Regions from separate parts of the Mus musculus genome. Here region 2 is linked to region 1. Evidence: chromatin loops called from intact Hi-C (ENCODE). Cell type or tissue: heart. All regions are shown on one strand. Each heading gives the region's core, and the rest is flanking DNA. Links, peaks and the distances in the headings are about the cores only. Region 1 overlaps Itpr1 (inositol 1,4,5-trisphosphate receptor 1). Region 2 overlaps Itpr1 (inositol 1,4,5-trisphosphate receptor 1).

Region 1 (2,905 bases), core at 136-2,635:
AGATAGATGGCCACTTTCTCCTCTCCCACCAGCCTGTATATCTTGCTGCTTCTGCCTTCGGTCAGGGTCAAGATGCAGATAGCCTTGAGCATCTTCCTACACTGCTGAGGTTGGCAAGATTCTTTCCAGACTCCCGAAACATAACTAATGCCGGAGAATGAGTGAGAGAGGGCATTGCACAGAAAGGAAGTGGATAGGCCGGACTCTGGTCCTGGAAGGCAGACACTGTTAACTAGGTGACAGACTGTTTTCTGAGCACTTAACCCTTTACAAACCTCTCTTCCCGACTGATGGTTTGTTAATGGTTTGTTACAGTTTCCAGTGAGCCGCTTTGCTTTTAGAAATCTACATGGCTCAAGGAGAGGAAAAGCAGGGCTAGGTTTTTCTGGAAAAATCTATGGAATGTGCTCTCTTCCCATCTGTCTGGGTGCTTCTGTCTTCTCTTGTCATATGCCCACACTCTGGCTTGGTGACATTTCTAAAAACCCACAGGAGACAGTGGCAGAATCTAAGCTTGAACCCTGTATTAGAGAGTTTTGTTTTCCTCCCCCACAGCCAACCTTTATTATAACAATAGCAATCATCCCCTCTGCTATTTATTGTAAATTTTCTCAGCATATAAAGGACTCTTGGCATAAGGGAGGAGGAAAATATAGTTTAAAGAACCGAGTTGTTTCTTCTATAAGGAGAGTTCCTAAAACATGAACTTTGGACTTAGTTTGGAAGAAAAAAGAAAAAAACAGTGAAATAAACACTTAGATGAAATCAGCCTTGTAAATGTTTTTATTTGAAAGATGGAAATTGATTGTGTAGGTTCATATGTAACACCGAGGTCCTATAGAAGCTGTAGACTATGAGTCTGTACTTGGGGATTTGAAAAAAAGCAGTTACTTTTGAATTCTAGTGCCAGACTCTGCCCGTTTGCACAGTTTCACAGGGTCTGTGCACAGCAGCGCACAGTGTCTGAAGGTTCCCAGGCCAAGCCTGTTCCCCGGCTGGAAACAGCGCACCCCGGCTTCTCCTTTGGCTCCCTCCGTGTTTTCGCTTTTGTAGCTCTTAGCATTTTCTCTTCCTGTCCACAATCCAGACAGTCCAGGCTCGAGTTGGGGTGTGTGTCCCTGTCCCTTATCCGGCTGCTCCGAGGAAGAGCCTCCCTGGCCTTTTGCTTTCATTTGCCTTATATGGTCAGCTGTGGAGTTCGTTATTCCTGGAAAGGGCCTTTTCACTGTTTCAAGCACTATTGCCCTCCACCATCTCCTGAGGAGAACTAGAGCTTGCTGGAAGCTTGGGGTTCCTGGTTCTAATGGGGATCCTAATGGATTCTCACTGGTTCCAGGGCAGGTGATGTTTGGACCTCAGGCTAATGAGATGTTTAACAATAGGTGTATAGTTAAGAATAAACTTCCTTTTGAAACCAGGGACTCCAGAGTGTTCCGGTGTTTTGTTTGTTTGGTTTCTGTTGTTGTTTGTTTGTTTGGTTTCTGTTGTTTGTTTGTTTGTTTTTCCTTTCTTCCGAGCCCCAAGTGGGCTGGTCCTTCTCATTTCCCAGGATCCTGCTGCCTAGATTGCCTTTCCCCTCGTTATTCTCTCTGGCTCTGCTTCTTGGAGGGCTTTATCTACCACAGGATAGATGACATTGATTTCAGTCAGATCCATGTCCTCAGTTATCTTCTGAAGTACGGCTTCCGGTGTCATAAAGAAACAGTCATCTTAGTGGTTCCCACTCAGGCGGCTGCCCCTCCCCTTCCTGCTCCTCTTCCTGGTGGGATCTAGCCTCCCGACCTGGGCAAGCCGAGCAGCAGCACTTTAAAAATAATTAGACTGAACACAAGAGTGACAAGAAGGTGTGGTTTATCTTTCAGGCCATGGTTAGTTTGTGCTTTAGCCTAAAAAGGAAGTTTGTAGTGTGTTGAATGCAAGTTAGATGTTTCTGGATGAAAGGTGGAGCTGAAGATGAGGGTGGAGTTAATGGAGTAGTCCTTGCTCCTGGCTCAGACAGGAACATTTCTCTAAAAAACTTTTATTTATTTTTAAAAAGGGAAGTTGAATTTGGTAATGGTTTGAGGCGGCTGCCTAGCTACCCTGAGACCGGTTTTTCCCTCCCATCTTTCATGGCCTGCCTCTCCATGGTGGTGAGGATTGGGCAAGCTTTGAAGTCACTTTCGTTTTCTAGAACTTGTTGGTGAAGCCTACCCCCCACACCCCCTACCCCCGGTCACCCCTCTTTTTTTAAAGCATGCCTACATTTCTCTCTTCCAGCTCTGCCTGTCCAAAATGACTTCCCTCTTTTCCCAAATCCCCAGCAGTTCACTGTCTGGCAAAGGAGTGACATCTGGCAGCTTGCTAGGGTAGAGGGAGAGAGATGTAGAAGGGAAGACTGCACGTGTTCAATACCACAATTACCCTGAGCTCCATGCTGTCAGGATGTATTACCCACCCACCCAAGCCAGGGGGGGGGCACACTGGAGTGACCCACCTGCACGATTGTGTGTGCGTGCCTGTGTGCCTGCTTGCCTGCGTGCCTGCTTGCCTGCTCTGGCAGGTGTTTGGGCAGATGAATTCTCCATTCACTCCTATCTGGTTCATGTATTTCTGTCTGCTGATGAGAAAATAGCAAGCCAACTTGAGAAGATTCAAAGCCGCACTCAAGATGTGTCAGGAACAAGGCTGCCTGATGCTGAGGGAACAACATGAAACCGACCAATCACCTGTCTCCATAGTGCGGCCACCCAAAGTCATCCTGCACTAGGATGACCATTCCTTGGGTGGAGTGAGTGTGTCTTTGTCCTTTGCACATATTCTCTATTCTGGTGCATTTTCACATGGATAATGATGATTTCTGCTACAGCGACAGGTATTGAGTACTTCATGGTACCTGGACTGTACTGAAGTTCACCCATATGTA
Region 2 (2,905 bases), core at 102-2,601, 74 kb before region 1:
GTGCCACTCCCTCTGCTCTGTTCTTAGAGTAGATCTCTGTGTTTGTGTGTTTGTTCTTGCCCTGTCCCTAGGAGTGCAGCCAAACACCCCCTTTTCTTTACCCATTTCTTAGGCAGTGAGAAGCTCGGACACAGGGGGTGGGAACTCCATCTGGCTGCTGTGGCCGCAGTGTGCAGAAGCACCAGGGCAGCTATCCTCTACTCTGGCCAGCTATTCTGGAAAAATCCTGTTCTGACAGGTGCCTTAGGCAGCAATCAGCCGGGGGTGGTGATGGGTGGTGGCGCTTGTAGGTCATAGAGATGGTGACACAGCTTTATACCAGGGGCATTGCTGGTGCTTGTCACAGTCATGTACCCAAACCTCAAGATGTATATAGTGTAGAGCGGGGGACAGCAGGGTTTAGGGAAGTTGTGAATTCCTACACTGAGTAACTCGCAGAACTGGGAGTCAGTGCTGGTGCTTTGAGCCCGGAGCCTTCTGTCTTCCTGTACGCTGAGCTTTGGAGACCATACTGTGTCAGAGTGGAAGGAAAGTGGTAAGCCATTGTGAGAGAGCTATGCAGCCCTCACAGATTTAGAAGCCTTTGAAACTTCAGAAGACAGGTGAGAAGGAAAAGTTTTGGGAGGTGGCTGCCTCCCTGTGGGGACAGCAGTAATTGCTGTGTACTTAAGCAGGAGCTGTGAGCTTCCAGAGGAGACTTTTTTTTTTTTTTTTTTGCTGGATTCCAGCAGTGCACAAGAGACATGCATGATGACATGCTTAGCCAGTGGTTCAAGCCACTGTGTGTATTCAGTCTATAGTTCTGTGCCTTCAGAAAGGCCTGCGGGCCTCATGATTGGGAGTTGAGAGTCGTTCTGTACCGTTCAGCTTTTTCCCAGTAGAGGAATTAGGAAGGATAATTATCTTTCCCTAAAGTAAAATGGATCATCACAGGTCTTACAGGAGGTCATTTGTGGCAACGCCTAGCTGACATTTTATTACAGAGGAACCCCCCCCCCCCTTCATGGAGGTCGAGATCTTAGATTCTTTCAGAATTAGTCTTTATCTTTTAACTGAAGAAAAGAGCTAGCAGTGAACGCTGAAAGCATGTCAGCTCGTGTCTCAGGCACTTTGCATTCATGGCCTCATCCCTTCCCTATGACATGTCTCTGAAGTCTATCCCCAGTGTAGAGATATGTACAGAGGTCCACATCAGCCGAGAAGTCTTGGTGGGCTTAGCATACAAAAATACCTTACACATAGAGAGTCAGGATGGAGTCATAGGTCGACTTAGTCGACTACTAAGCCTGTTTTGTAGAGCTGTTGGCATGGAGCCCTGGGTGTCCTTGTAGTGTTGGGAGCTGCAGTTATGACACAGTTAGGACAGCATGGCAGGTTGGTACCTGCTCTGTTTTTCTCACAGTGACCGGGTCATTGTGTTTGAGGACTACTGGGAGCCCTGCGTGTGGCTGGTAGAGGCATACAGGCAGAATGGTCCTCAATCAGATAAAGAAGTGGCCTCCCACCCAGCTCTCTAACAACAGGAAGTCTTCCTGATGATTGCTGCCAGGCCTACTTCCTACCTAGTCCCTCCAGCCCCAAACGCCTGTTGTTTTGACTCTGCTAGCCCCGGTTTTCCCTTTCAGTACACAACTGATAATTGTTTCAGAGTCTCTCCTCCTGGCCCTCTCCTATCCCTGTGTGCCATTAAAGGCAGAGCAGCGGGAGACCCAGGTGTTTCCAACCAGACCTGGAAGTGGTTCACTTACTCAACTTATCCAAGAAACAAATCACTGTCTGATGCCCCTGGGGATGAATCTGCCCTAATGATCCTTAATTTTTTTTTTTTTAAAGTTGGGACCTTTGGCAGATGGCCCAGTTGAGGATCATTAACTGTGGTGGGTGTACTGGCCTCTGTTTTCAGGGGAAATATAAACTATGGCAAAAGGTTACTTGTTCAATTATCTTGTCTACTTAATAAGCATATGGGCAAGAAAGAAGACGCGTACCCTTTCTTCTGACTTAACAAAAGTGTTATATTTGACTAAGGTAGGAAAATGAGGAATTCAGCAGTAGGAAAAAAATGAATTAGAATTGTCCATAAAGAAAAAAAATGTGGAGGGAGGAGAGGGTGTGGCAGGATGTATTGTATGAGAGAAGAATAAATTAAAAAAAAACATTAAAAGTGAACAGTTCTCCACTGCCACCCAGAGAATAAGAACAGTGGACATTTTCCATTTTCCCAGGGATTACTGTTGATGAAGAAGCCCATGTAAGAACTCAGTAGATCTCTGTGCCTCCTGTCTGACTAATTATCTATGATGAACATGTGAACCTTTCTGTTCTTCAGTTTCCCCAACAACAAAAGAGGGGTGGACCTATGTCACGCCGTGCCACATGTCTGGAGGATTCTGAGACAATCTTATTCTCAGCACAGAGGTGGACACGATAGTCCTTGACAGGCGTTAGCTATTCAGCTTAATGGTGGGGCTGAAGCGTTCAAGCTCCAAGCTACTCAGAGAGTTTCTCATCTGCTCTGATCTCAGAAGCTAAGCCGGGTGGGGTCAGGCTGGAACCTGGATGGGACAAATAGGACTGCTGTAGATTCTTAGTGTCAACTGAAGTCCAGGAACCTGTTGTGATTGTCAGGTTGCAGGTTCACTCATTCTGTCATGTCTTGCCATTGCTGTCATGTCCCAGGCCTTACAGGTTATGTCACACTCTGCTACTACAGAACCCTGGGTTGTATCTGCTGCTTTACAGTGAGAGAAACTTTCAGTAAGATACCCAGAAGAGGATGTAGATTTGAAGGACAATATCATGCTGCTGCTGTCTGGCTTGGCCTTCATCGGAGCCAAATGCCCTTTAGAAGGATACGGCCTGGGAGGAGAGCTTTAGTCACTCCGAATTGGCCCTGCTTGTCTTG

What was found. A loop is a pair of places that touch in the nucleus more often than their neighbours do. Peaks named below come from ENCODE experiments on the same cell type or tissue, not always from the same donor. Only the 100,000 strongest peaks of a DNase experiment are listed, where the experiment ranks them.
Region 2: it touches region 1 in a loop (5-fold over the local background); 2 of 42 quality-filtered maps call a loop at or near these places.

Annotation. Positions count from the first base shown.
Region 1 is chr6:108,305,386-108,308,290 of GRCm38, forward strand. The region is part of intron 4 of Itpr1 (inositol 1,4,5-trisphosphate receptor 1); the gene reads left to right. Among named protein-coding and RNA genes, the nearest start is that of Itpr1, 94 kb to the left of the region's middle. In heart, for the core only: no CTCF peak of the experiment used is centred there; DNase peaks (open chromatin) are centred at 1,106 and 1,746; H3K4me3 peaks cover 1,340 bases; H3K27ac peaks cover 2,141 bases.
Region 2 is chr6:108,231,848-108,234,752 of GRCm38, forward strand. The region is part of intron 2 of Itpr1 (inositol 1,4,5-trisphosphate receptor 1); the gene reads left to right. Among named protein-coding and RNA genes, the nearest start is that of Itpr1, 20 kb to the left of the region's middle. In heart, for the core only: a CTCF peak has its summit at 640; a DNase peak (open chromatin) is centred at 1,544; H3K27ac peaks cover 1,458 bases.